Regions from separate parts of the Homo sapiens genome. Here region 2 is linked to region 1. A link is a contact called in ENCODE Hi-C data. All regions are on one chromosome and are shown on one strand. Each heading gives the region's core, a stretch centred on a gene start or an enhancer-like site at or near the end of the contact. The rest is flanking DNA. Distances are from core to core; before and after follow the strand shown.

What was found. A loop is a pair of places that touch in the nucleus more often than their neighbours do. Pooled maps may share reads with other maps.
Region 2: a pooled map shows a loop between it and region 1 (3-fold over the local background). The contact joins the enhancer-like site here to the promoter of TTC33 in region 1. A Hi-C loop is called at or near these places in 2 of 50 pooled maps.

Annotation. Positions count from the first base shown.
Region 1 is chr5:40,753,456-40,759,112 of GRCh38, forward strand. It overlaps TTC33 (tetratricopeptide repeat domain 33), which reads right to left and starts at 2,506. Exons shown (of 5, transcript NM_012382.3): 1 at 2,369-2,506. RefSeq lists an enhancer at 2,380-2,529.
Region 2 is chr5:39,458,549-39,464,885 of GRCh38, forward strand. No RefSeq gene overlaps it. Among named protein-coding and RNA genes, the nearest start is that of DAB2, 37 kb to the left of the region's middle. Within about 2 kb of position 2,588, at least 5 of the 41 ENCODE cell types and tissues checked have a DNase peak (open chromatin) inside an H3K27ac peak, as active enhancers do.

The DNA.
Region 1 (5,657 bases), core at 1,256-3,755:
TTTAAAACCTGGAGGACTAATGGATTATAAACTGTGCTGGGGAATAAGGACAATGCAAACTCTCTCCCCAGGCCGATCATATTATAGGAGAATGAGTTTCCCATGTTTGAAGATGACTATGAGTATTGTAGGGGAAGATGGCTGAAAACAGAAGTGTGGATACTATGGAACAGAAGTTAAAAGGCACACAGTGAGGACAACCTGAGAAAATACAGATCATTAGGAAAGACTCACAAGATATCAGTGTAAGACAAGATAAAAAGAAGTCTTGTATTTATGATTATCCCTAATGGTAACAAGAATGATGACCACGTTTTCCGGTTTCAAGATTCCAAATGAAACTTTCTTTATTCATAAGGTGAGGCACCAGGCACTGTGGGAACCCTACTCATACTAAAGGACACCTAGTGTGTTTACTGGAGGTAAACTACAATAAAAATCATTGATCAAAAGAAAAAAAAGTAAAAAAAAAAACCGTTGATCAGATCTGTAGATTACATGAGGGGCTGTGATAGGGTGGGAAGGAAAGGAAAAAGTGAGAAACAGACCCACACATCTTTTAAAATTAATAGGTCATTCAGATTCCAATTACCCTCCCCATCTTCCAACCCAAACCACTGTTATAAATGCTGGGGACAAGTATAAGTTATGGCCCAAGGTGGTGGCTCTCAACCATATGTGAAAAAACCACGCCACTATTGCCTCAGGTGTTTGAGCCATTCTCCTCCACAGATCCCTTGAGACCTAGAGATCAGGGGCTGCAGAGGTCAGGACAGACTGAGGTTATGAGGGTGTGGGAGGCCTGATGCCACTAGCAATCGACAAGTTTAACCTGAAAGAGGGAGACAAAAATACAGTCCTCTCAGACAAAAAAAGGAGTTAATATTGAGTGAAACATACAGGCAAGTTCAGGGATGGAGGGAAAGGAAAATGAGGAATTTCATGCCCCAAGCTTCACATTTCTCCAGCAAACAGCGGCTAGTCATCTGCTCAAAGTAAAAGGAAAATAACAGATCTGAGTTCTTGAGAAAAAGGGAAAAGACTAAAATAGTCACTGTGGAGATAAGGAAAAGCAACAAAGGAAAAATAGAGATACCAAACAGTAGTATCAAGGGCCCACTACTGTGTAAAAGCATGAATCTGTTATCAAGGCCATTAGCAAAGTTTTATATTTTCTTCAAAAGTGTCTGGAAACCACAGAGTACAGTCAATTTCATACACGATATGTGCTACAAGAGAGTAAACAAAGGATGCCATGACATCAGAGAAGAGACACTTGAGGCTTTCTGGAGGACTTAAGCTTTGAAGAAAACTTAGCCAGGCTTAAAAAGGTATGTGAATCCTAGAGCATGCAAAGCACTTTCTGCATTAGAAAATTTAACATTCCCAGTTGTTTCAGATATCTTAAGCCGAACGAGTTTATTGTTCCTCTATGACTATCTGAACATGAAATTAAAACTTCTTATGAAGGAGGCTTTCCTGAGTCTAGTTAGAAGCACGAGGCTTCAACATCCTAGACTTAACATTTTTTTACCAGAGTAAGAAACCATGAGAGTAAACCACAATCCACACCGGTTTCATGTTAAACTCATGAAACCAGACAAATTCAACCTTTTATATAGGATTATATTTCAGGAATGGCATAACGATTCTAAACAACGACGCTGTATTCTAAATTCCTGTACTGTTACAAAGATCCCTATAGTAGGCGCTCAACAACTGGCGACGGCTTCACATTTACCCAGCCGCCAGAGAGGGCTTGTCTTGAGTGTGTCTGAGGATGCAGCACCCAAAGGGAAAAACCACTACATGAACAAGATCAGGAAATCACAACAGCATCCTTCTGGGTAAAAGGAGGTATTCAGAGGTGAGGAATCCAAGAAACGATTTACCCAAAAACGCCACCGCAAGAGAAAAACCAGTATTAGTGACTTTCCCTTCATCGGTCAACAATAATAAAAACGCTCAGAAAGGCTGCCCCGGACGTCACCTGCGCGTTCACGGACCGCCCCGGGCCGCAGACACCTCTCCAGCGGGGAGCGGCCGGCTCGTCCCGCCCGTCCCACCGCTCAGGGAAGGTTGCGGCCGCGCAGCTCCGCGAAGGTGCCACGGCGGGCCCGACCCTCAGACTCGCTTGTCCCTGGAGACCAACCCTAGCGACCAGGCTCTGCCGGATCCCGTCGGGTTTCAACTCCTATTCCGAAGGTCCTTTCTCCCCTAATCACAACACCCACTCGCCTCTTTTTCCTCCTCTTCCTCAGCTTCCACCGCCGACCGGGCAGCCCCAGTTACCCGATAACGGCTCCCAAGGCCCCGTGTTTACATTCTTTCCCACTGGAAGCAGAAATTATCACGCCCAAATTCCTACCTGCCTTCCCTGGATTCCTGGTTTCCTAAGAAACGGGTTTGGCCCACCCCTGGGCGTTCGAACAGTCCACAGAAGCGGGCAAAGGAAAGACGACTCAGTCTTTCCCCTCCGCCAATCTCTTCTCCGGGACCACAAATCCCAGAAGTCACCGCGGCCGCCCCCACTGCATGACCTTCTGGGATTTGTAGTAGTCAGGGCCACGCGGCTGGGCGCGCCCTCTAGCAGCAGCCCTGAGTGACCGCAGCGCACGAGCGCGGGAAAATGAGGCTGCGCGGGCTGAAGAGCGCACCGAGAGGAGCCGCCCCCGCGGTACCGCGCAGCCTCGCGTCCCGTCAGTGGGGAACAAGGTGAGGGGAAAACTTATTTTACGGGATTCAAAGGATTAGGATATGCTCCTTCCCCGAAGGGGTTTATAGCCTAGCTGATGAGGTCGGCCAGACGCAGAGAACAGAGAGGCAAAATTCGGTTATAAAGGGCTCGAGGCGGCCGGGCGGGGAGGCTAGTCAGGGAGGCTCGAGGCTGAACTGCAGGCTTCACGTTAAAGTTACAAGTGAGTTGGACCCAGAAGGCAGAATTACAGCCAGAACGTAGCTGTGCATCATGTCTTGAAAATAAACGAGCACATGTAATAAAGGTAATCAAGATTGTTAATTTCTCCAACTCTCCTGCCCAAAAGACTCATTTTTGGAAGTCATACTTTCTCAGCCTCAGCACCATTAACATTTCAAACTGGATAATGCTTTGTTGGGGGACGGGGTGTTCTGTGCATTGTAGGGTGCTTAGCAGCATCTCTGGTCTCTGTCCACGGGATGTCACCACCAGTCGATTGTGACAGCCAATGGTTTCCCCAGTGAAATTTCCCCTGGAAGAAAAACTATCCCTCCCACCCTGCCCCGTTGAGAACCACTGATGTCGACCAACGATTGTCCTGAGGGTCAATGACACCCTTTCAAAGCCAAAATTATTTTCATACTAATATGAAGACGTGATTTGCCCTTTGCACAATGCTGACATTTGCACTGATGGTGGAAAAGCAATGGTAGGTCAAGGTGCTGGCCCCTCCACAGGAATTACAGTAATGACACCAAACCGTACTGGAGCTCTTCACCACCACACGCTCACAGTAAGAAAAATGGGCCGGGCGCGGTGGTTCACGCCTGTAATCTTAGCACTTTGGGAGGTCAGGAGTTCGAGACCAGCCTGGCCAACATGGCGAAACCCCATCTCTACCAAAAATACAAAAATTAGCCAGGCCTGGCGGCACGCACCTGAATCCCAACTACTCGGGAGGCTGGGGTGGGAGGATCCCTTGAGCCTGGGAGGTCGAGGCTGCAGTGAGCCGAGGTCATGCCACTGCATTCCAGCCTGGATGACAGAGCAAGGCACGGTCTCAAAAAAAAAAAAAAAAATGGAAAAATGAACGCTGTCACCAGAGAATATCCCTGATGAAGTTGTAAAAGTTACTTTATTATAACCACTCCGACACTTAATATTCTTTGTAAAAACTTGGAAGTCCTCACAAAGTACTTCTGCTGCATATTGAAGTATGACGTATCAAAGAAGAGCTACTGTGAGATGGCATTATAAACTGAAGTAAATACTTTTTTTTCCTGGAACACAAATTTTACTAAGATGAGTGACAAACCGGTTATTCGGACTTGGGTATTTGACAAACCTTTCTTGAAAATGAACAAAGGGAATCTGTAACTTCAAGAAAAACAAGGAAAGGGAAAGGGGAAGGGGAAAGGAAAGGAAAAAAGAGAAATAGGGAGGGAGGGAGGAAAGAAAAAAAAATTGAGTTTGTTGCCAATGATAAAATTCAAGATTTTAGGCAAAAAAAAAATATGATTTTGGAAAAATGGTATTCACCATAATGATCTTGGCAGCTTCCCAGTATCTCCAGAATTTTCTGATATAAGTGATTATCAGTTGTGACTTTTATTTACATTGTTTGCTTAAATACATCAATATTTGTGCAGGCTGCATAAGTGAACCAGTAGTATTTGAAAACGATCAATGCATGACTGCGGTAGCCAGCCTCCAAGATGGCATTCACTCCTGGCATTCACATCCTTATGCACTGCCTTCCTATATTGTACCACGGTTGGTCTGTGTTACCTACAGAAGAGGGCAGAAGTGACCGTTTATCACTTCCGATATTAATTATGAAAGACACTAAGATGGTGGCAATGTTTCTTAATCTGCCTAGAGGTTTACATGGTCATGTTTCCTGTGTACCTGAAATACTGAAAACTCATTAAGCCAAATACTCATTTGTGCACTTTTCTGTATATATGTCTATGAAAGTCTTAAATAAGAAAACATGTACCTCCCTAACAAGACATGCAGAGGGAAGATTTATCTTATGGTCACATTCATAGTGTCATTAGTTCATAGTAGCCAATAAGAAGGAATAGAGGTTGCAGAGTGAGTAAATGGTACTTGAAGCTGTGCCCCCTACCTAGGGGTCTTTGCTAAATCTCTCAAGTAACCTAACCCTGATCTCCTCTACTGTGTTTAAGGGTAGCTCCCACTAAGTTTTTATACTTCACCCACTACTTCTCTACTAACTCTGACTGGTCTATGATCTTGATTCACCTAATATATTTAATATATGTCTTATGCTGTCTTTTTAAGACAACATGATCATTTTCCAAAATCCTTTAAATTTATCATAATTTATTGGCATTTACAGTAAATAGTTTATTTACAATAAATAAAAGAGTTCAAAAATTCTGATTTTTCAAACAAGAATTTCTTGGACAATTCTTGTACAGCCAAGGTAAATACCTACAGCAATTTATACATTCCCTAAAAAAACCTTATATACTACTCATAGCACTCTTTAGCAGTTTTCTTTTGTTGTTTTAAAGATAACAGAGTGTCAACAATCTAGCACAAGCCCCTGCCTAATCATGTCATATGGATACAATATTTAATATTAATTGAATTCTAACAGTAGTAGGATTCTAACCAAATCAAGTGTTAGCAACTGATAAATGGCAGTTGCTTTGGCTTTTATTGTATCTATCATGTTTTATTCAAGTGGTTGGTTTTTAGATGAAATCAAGACTCATGTAGTCGAGATAAAAATCACAATGTTTGACAATTTAAATGTGGCCAGGCACTATATTTTATATTTCTAGGTACTTTTTTTGTTGTTGTTTTGGTGGGGTTTTTTTTGAGACAGAGTCTCACTCTTTTGCCCAGACTGGTAGTTCAGTGGCATGTTCTCGGCTCATTGCAACCTCCACCTCCCAGGCTCAAGCGATTCTCGTGCCTCAGCATC
Region 2 (6,337 bases), core at 1,338-3,837, 1.3 Mb before region 1:
ATGGTGACACAGCCACACTGGCTTGCCTTATGCTCCTTGAAGAGTTCAGGTTTATTCTTCCTTTATGAATTTCACTTTCATCAGCTGGGACTATCCTCCTTCTTGAGACTCGCATGTCTGGATTCTTTTCATTCTCTAGTTCTTATTTTACATTTCACTTCCTCAGCTAACCCTTTCTTGATTCCTTGTCTCAGTCAGGGTCCACCCAGGAAAATGCAATAATGCTTAAGTGTTTAAAACACAGGAAATATAATACATAGTATTGGTTATCAACATGGTTGAAGAGCTAAGAAGCCAAACAGGGGGTGGTAAAACAACCAAGAGATTAATAAAAGCAGAAAGTCACTACCAATCCTAGTCCAGAGGGACAAAAAGTGGAGGTGAGTTTACTGGAGTTCAGGGACCACAGCAGAAGCTAGAATTACATCAAACACATCTGGTGAGAGCCAGGGGGTGTATGCAGCCCTGCTGAAGATGCCGTCTAAGGCAGAGAGAGAGGGCAGAAGTACTCTAGCTTTTCCCTTCTACCAGTACTCCATTCTCGTATCAGTGGTTCCTTTATTAAATCCAGCCTTAAATCAGCTAACACAGGAGACAGCGAAATGCCTGCGGGGGTCAGCCCCACCACAGTACAGAGCAGAGCAAGACATGGGAGAGAAATTAGTTGGAATGGAATCAGGCCAAGGATGGGAATATTGCCCAACTTAGTAGCCCTTCTTGCTCAAACACATCTTATCCCATCATTCCATTTACATCACAGCATACATCATCACTGCATAGTTTCTTGTTTGTTTATTTTTTATCTTTGTCTCAAGGTCATGTCCAACACAGCACCTGGCATATTTTATGTGCTCAATAAATAATTGTCAAATGAATACAATGGGAGAAATTTTTTATCTATAAAATCACATCAGAAAAGATGTATAAAGTATTCATTTAATAATCCCTTCCATGTTTGTGTACATTGTAACTAGAAATACAAGCTGGGTTATTCATGAGATCAATAGTAACACATTTCTTATGGGGACCTTAGAAGTTAGGTTGGATCATGGGGTTGGGATGGGGAGAAGTGCCTACTGCTATATTTTTTTTCTGAAGAGATGACTGTAATACTTTTAAAATAAATACCTGATTCAGTCTCACAATTGTGTTTTTGCTTCCTTAGTCAACATTCATCTTTAAGAATAACTTTACTGAAACAGGATAACATGTTTTTTAAAAATTGTAGAATGCTTTTGGTCACAAGTAAATGTTTCCAAAATCAAGGAATGCTAGAAAAGATTTAATTCCTAAAGATTTAAATTAAGAATTTAAAATTAATAAAAAATTAAACATTAAATTTCAGAATTTCTCATTTTCCTTCAAGTCATCAACTTCCCTTAGTAGTAATAAGTTCATTGAGTTCATGCTGTTTATAACACAGTTAGCATAAAGATCTCAGAGCTGTAGATGCAGTTTAACATACCATTCTCTTGTTTTTCATTGAGAAACATGAGATTGAGGAATACCAAGAGGTTTCTCTCAGGATTATAACACCAGAGGACCAAAGGATCCTTAACAAGATAATCAAATCCACTCCCTTTGCCTCCAAGGTATGCAATGAATTATCAAGCTAAAGCAGGATTACATGTAAATCCACATTTGCTGAGAGCTCTTGGGGAAGAAGATTGTAATGACCCCATTTTAATAGCATTTACTGTTCATAAATGTTTCCTGATATTTATGCCACATCCTTCACACTACAATTTAAGCCTATTGAGCTCACTCCTTCCTGACCTCCCATAATATGCTCAATTTTGTGTTGCCCTTTAGTTTTTTCATATACGAAAGTTCTGTCTTTATAACAAGATCATCTATAAGAATTACATGGCTTTACATTGTTTCAGTTCTTCCTGGAGTACAGGTTGAGAGACTTCTCAACTAACTGATGGACACCTTTTATAAATTTAGAAGTTTTGCAAGAACATAGCCACAAAAGTAGTTAAGAATATCAGATTTTATTCCACTTTGAACCTTCAAGTTTGTCAATTGCATGGGTTGCTAAAAGACTTCTGTAGTTTCCTAATTCTTAGCAAGATTTTTTTCCCCACATAGTTAGAAGGGTTAAGCCTACGTGATAACAGTACTCTTTCATGTTGATATTGCCTTTCATACAGATGCATATAAGTAAATATGGACAGAAATATTCAAATAACTAGTCAAATGATAATAATAAAAATCTAAATGTTAGAATCTATTTTGGAGACTTTTAATTAGCTAGTTATTGATGTACATGTGTAATGTACATGATATTAGTACATAAAGAGATTAAACAATAATCATAATAGGCCAATATTTATTGAGTTATTGTTACATTCCAAGCCCTCTTCTAACTCTCTTTATATATAAAAACTTAGTTAGGCTTCATGACAATTCTGGGTTGCTACTATTAATATCTCATTCTAAAGAAAAAGGAAAGCTGATACACAGAAATGTAAATTGTCCAAGAGCATGCAGTTGGTAGGTTGCAACTGATGTTCATATCTAAGAACCTGTGCCCCTAACCACTAAACTCCGGCTTCTGTGGTGAGAGGACTTTAATATTTAATAGGAGGTGTCCAGGAAGTGGCACATGATGGTTCTGGTTTCAGTTCTCACTACAAGAAGAAGTGACTTGCTTGCCACAGCAGACAGAAGACCGCTGTTCTCTCAGAGGAAACGCAGCTGCCAGGGAGAAGGCACATATAGACACAGTAAAGCTATGGTCAGCATTTGAGGGGGCTACTGGAGGGAAGCAGAACTTTATGAAGAACTCAATCTATAAAAGTGAGGCTTTGAGCTAGTAGTGGCATGAGCAGTGACCTAGACTTAGAAATAAGGACCCTGAAGTAAGATATGGACATTCCAGCCCAACTAGGCATCATAGTATGTCAATCATCCTGCCCACATTAGAAGAGCACCAGACAGGATCAGATCTGTTTCCATAGGTCGTAGCCACACAGATAAAGTGTTATGACTAGTTGCTTAGTAGAACACACTGATGGTTTCTTGTAAATCATTGTTTATAACTAGAAAGATAAATTGCATACAATTCTTATTTGAGAGTGTGGATGGAATTATTGTTAGTAAAACCCTTTCATCATCGTCTGAAAGTTCCTAGTCAAAAGAATCCTGCTATGTTTTGATAAATATGAGTTTTTGGATAAAAGAATAGGGTGAACACATACTCTGACTTCAAAGTTCTTTAATGTTTATAAAATTTAGGTGCTACCTGCTGCAAATATATATATGTATGCATATATATGTGTATATATATATATATATATAATCATCTAATGCCATATTTCTCAGCTGATAAATACACATGTACATATACAAATACATATATTTGCATACATAATCTTCTAATACATTATCCTCTCCTGTTCCAGTCTCCTCAATTGATTGTCAAAATCTCCCCATGTTCCTGCCCTACGATACTGAAAGAACATTATTTTCCAATTTTATATTACTTTCTGCAGACACAAAATCATGCCATGTCCCTTCTTACCTCCAAGCTTGTTGTTCTTGTTGCTTCTGCTGGGAACGACCTTTCTAGATAAATCTAAATCCAGTCAATTACTCTTCAAGGCCCAAATCAAGTGCAGTTTCCTCAGATATTCTCCACCCAACCCTGATTATTACCATCTCCATCCTCCCTTGGTACTTCCTGCTCGAGACACTTTGGCAGTCAATCACATGCTGCCCTGAACATTGCCATGTTTCATGTGTGCATACATTGCCTGACAAATCATTTGTATATTTCTTGGGGCTAGGAACTGACTCTTAAACTTTTTGCCTTTGCACAACTTCTAGGATAATGTCAGACGTTCAGCTGACTCTCAATGCATAGCTGTTTGCAACAAAATGACTTGAAAGCACGTAATTGTTTTACTTCAGACTTACTGACGTCAATAACTACGTTATTTTTGAAGGACATTTTTTCCCCTTAGGTCCAGAAAGACCTGTAGGGCACACTGTACATCACAGTCCGGGCTCCCTCTAAATCCACTGCATGTTCAGTGACAGGAATTGAGTGTATCCTCTTGTCTCCACATGCTTTTTAATCCGGGTAATTTATATATTTCTACCGTTGGACAAAAAGCCATTTCATTGGAAGGAAAATGTCCTATTATTATAGAGGCACACAATTATTTGAGTTTAAACACATTTTGATGATAGTCCGCCAAAGGAATTTTCTCACATGGAGGTGATGCCTATGTCAGTTTAAGTCCTCTGTGTCCAGAAATTGCTACAATTCAGCTTTATTGGCATTGGCATTTAGGCAGGCAGCTGTTGAATGGACTAATGAGACATGGTGAACATAAAATATATGGTTTACTTAATGGGTTAAACTCAATAATCACACAGCATAAGAATATATCTCAGCCTCAATCATTCCAATGTATCTTAAAAACTGTAATACTTGTGGATCCATCCACTGTGAAATTACCTAAAATCTCCAACTTAGTGCTTTTCATCTTGACTACCTCCTGGAATGATGGCTTCAATAACATTAATAGCACTAGCAGTTAGCATTTAGCAAGTACTTCTTATATGCCTGTAATTATCTCCATTAATCTTCACCACAAACCTGTGAGAGATGAGGAAATTGACGCCTAACGAGATTAAGTGTCTCAGTCAAGGTCAAGAGTACAGTTAGTAAGTGGTAGAACCAGGGTTTAGTGCTCTCTGCCTCCTCAAGTCAGGCTAGTCTAAACTCTCCCTATGCTCAGCATCAGCATCACCTGGCAGCTTGTTAGAGACCCTGAGTTTCAAGCCCCACCAGGACCTACTGAACCATAATCTGCATTTCAACAGTTTTCTCAGGTGATTCATACACACATTAAACTTTGAGAAGCCCTTCTCTAAACCACCGGGTTATAATGCCACCCTTCCTGCCCAGTCTGTATCTCCCATCATTTGTTCTGAACTTACCTCTCCAAACTTCAGGGCAATGTCACTGTCCAATTTATAATTAAACCTTTGGTGGTTCTTTGGATTTTATCTCTTCTTTCCTCAGCTTTCAGTTTTTTGAGTAAACTTTTAGGGAACCTTCTTTAACACTCAAAAATGTATTGTTTCAATTGCATTTCTATGGTCATTTCCCAGCTCTCTATGGGTTTCTTTAAAAGAAATGATGCTGGCCGGGCACAGTGGCTCACGCCTGTAATCCCAGCACTTCGCAAGGTTGAGGCAGGCAGATCACGAGGTCAAGAGATCGAGACCATCCTGGCCAACATGGTGAAACCCTCACCTCTCCTAAAAATACAAAAATTAGCTGGGCATGGTGGCACATGCCTGTAGTCCCAGTTACTCGGGAGGCTGAGGCAGGAGAATCACTTGAACCCAGGAGGCGGAGGTTGCAGTGAGCAGAGATCGTGCCACTGCACTCCAGCCTGGTGACAGAGTGACACTTCGTCTCAAAAAAAAAAAAAAAATGATGCTAAGAAATGATGCTAAGACCACAGACTGTTCCAGATAGAGTCACCGTTTGTCTTTGCTCTTGGGAGTTATGGTGACTCCTAAAACAATTTATCATACGTCCAGCATTGCATTGGCTTTTTTTTTCCCCTTTGATTCAGGAACGCACACTCACTAGTGTCCTTAGGGAGCAATGATTACCTTGGCTAAAATAGATGCTCACTTACCATATCTGAACTGAGAAAGAATGACGACAAACAGATTGTTTCTGATTCTCTTTGCTGAGCCCTAGTCATTCACCACCATTCATTTGATATGTCTCACTGAATTTATGAGTCCCTGAACGATCCATGCCTCACATTATTTCCTAACTCAGTGGTAGGACGCCATCTGTCCAGTTATGCAAACCAGAAATTCAAGAGCTGTTCTGGATATCTCTCTGTCCTTCATCTCTCTTTCCTTCTGTTGATGATTTCACAGCCCAAATTTCTCCAAGTCCTCGTCATCTTTCACCTACCCTATTGTAGTAGCTTCCCATGTACTCCACCTATATTTTCGTTTTCTCCTTTTTCTGATTATGCTATCTCTTCTTTCTGATTATGCTACCTTTCCCTCTGGCTTAAAGTATTCAGAGGTTTCCCTTTGTCCTTAAGATAAAAACAAGACTCTTCAAGTGATCTCAGAGGACCTGTCTCCCCTACCTTAGATCCCAATCCTATCTTGCACTGATGACTCCATTCCCTCTTTGTGGCAACTACCCCCATCCCCAGGCCTTCCTGCCTTTCCTCATGTTGGCTGTGCTTCTCCCTTGCGCTGGAATGCTCCCTTTACTCAATAAGCATCCTTCAGAGGGCTGGGCATGGTGGCTTACGCCTGTAATCCCAGCACGTTGGGA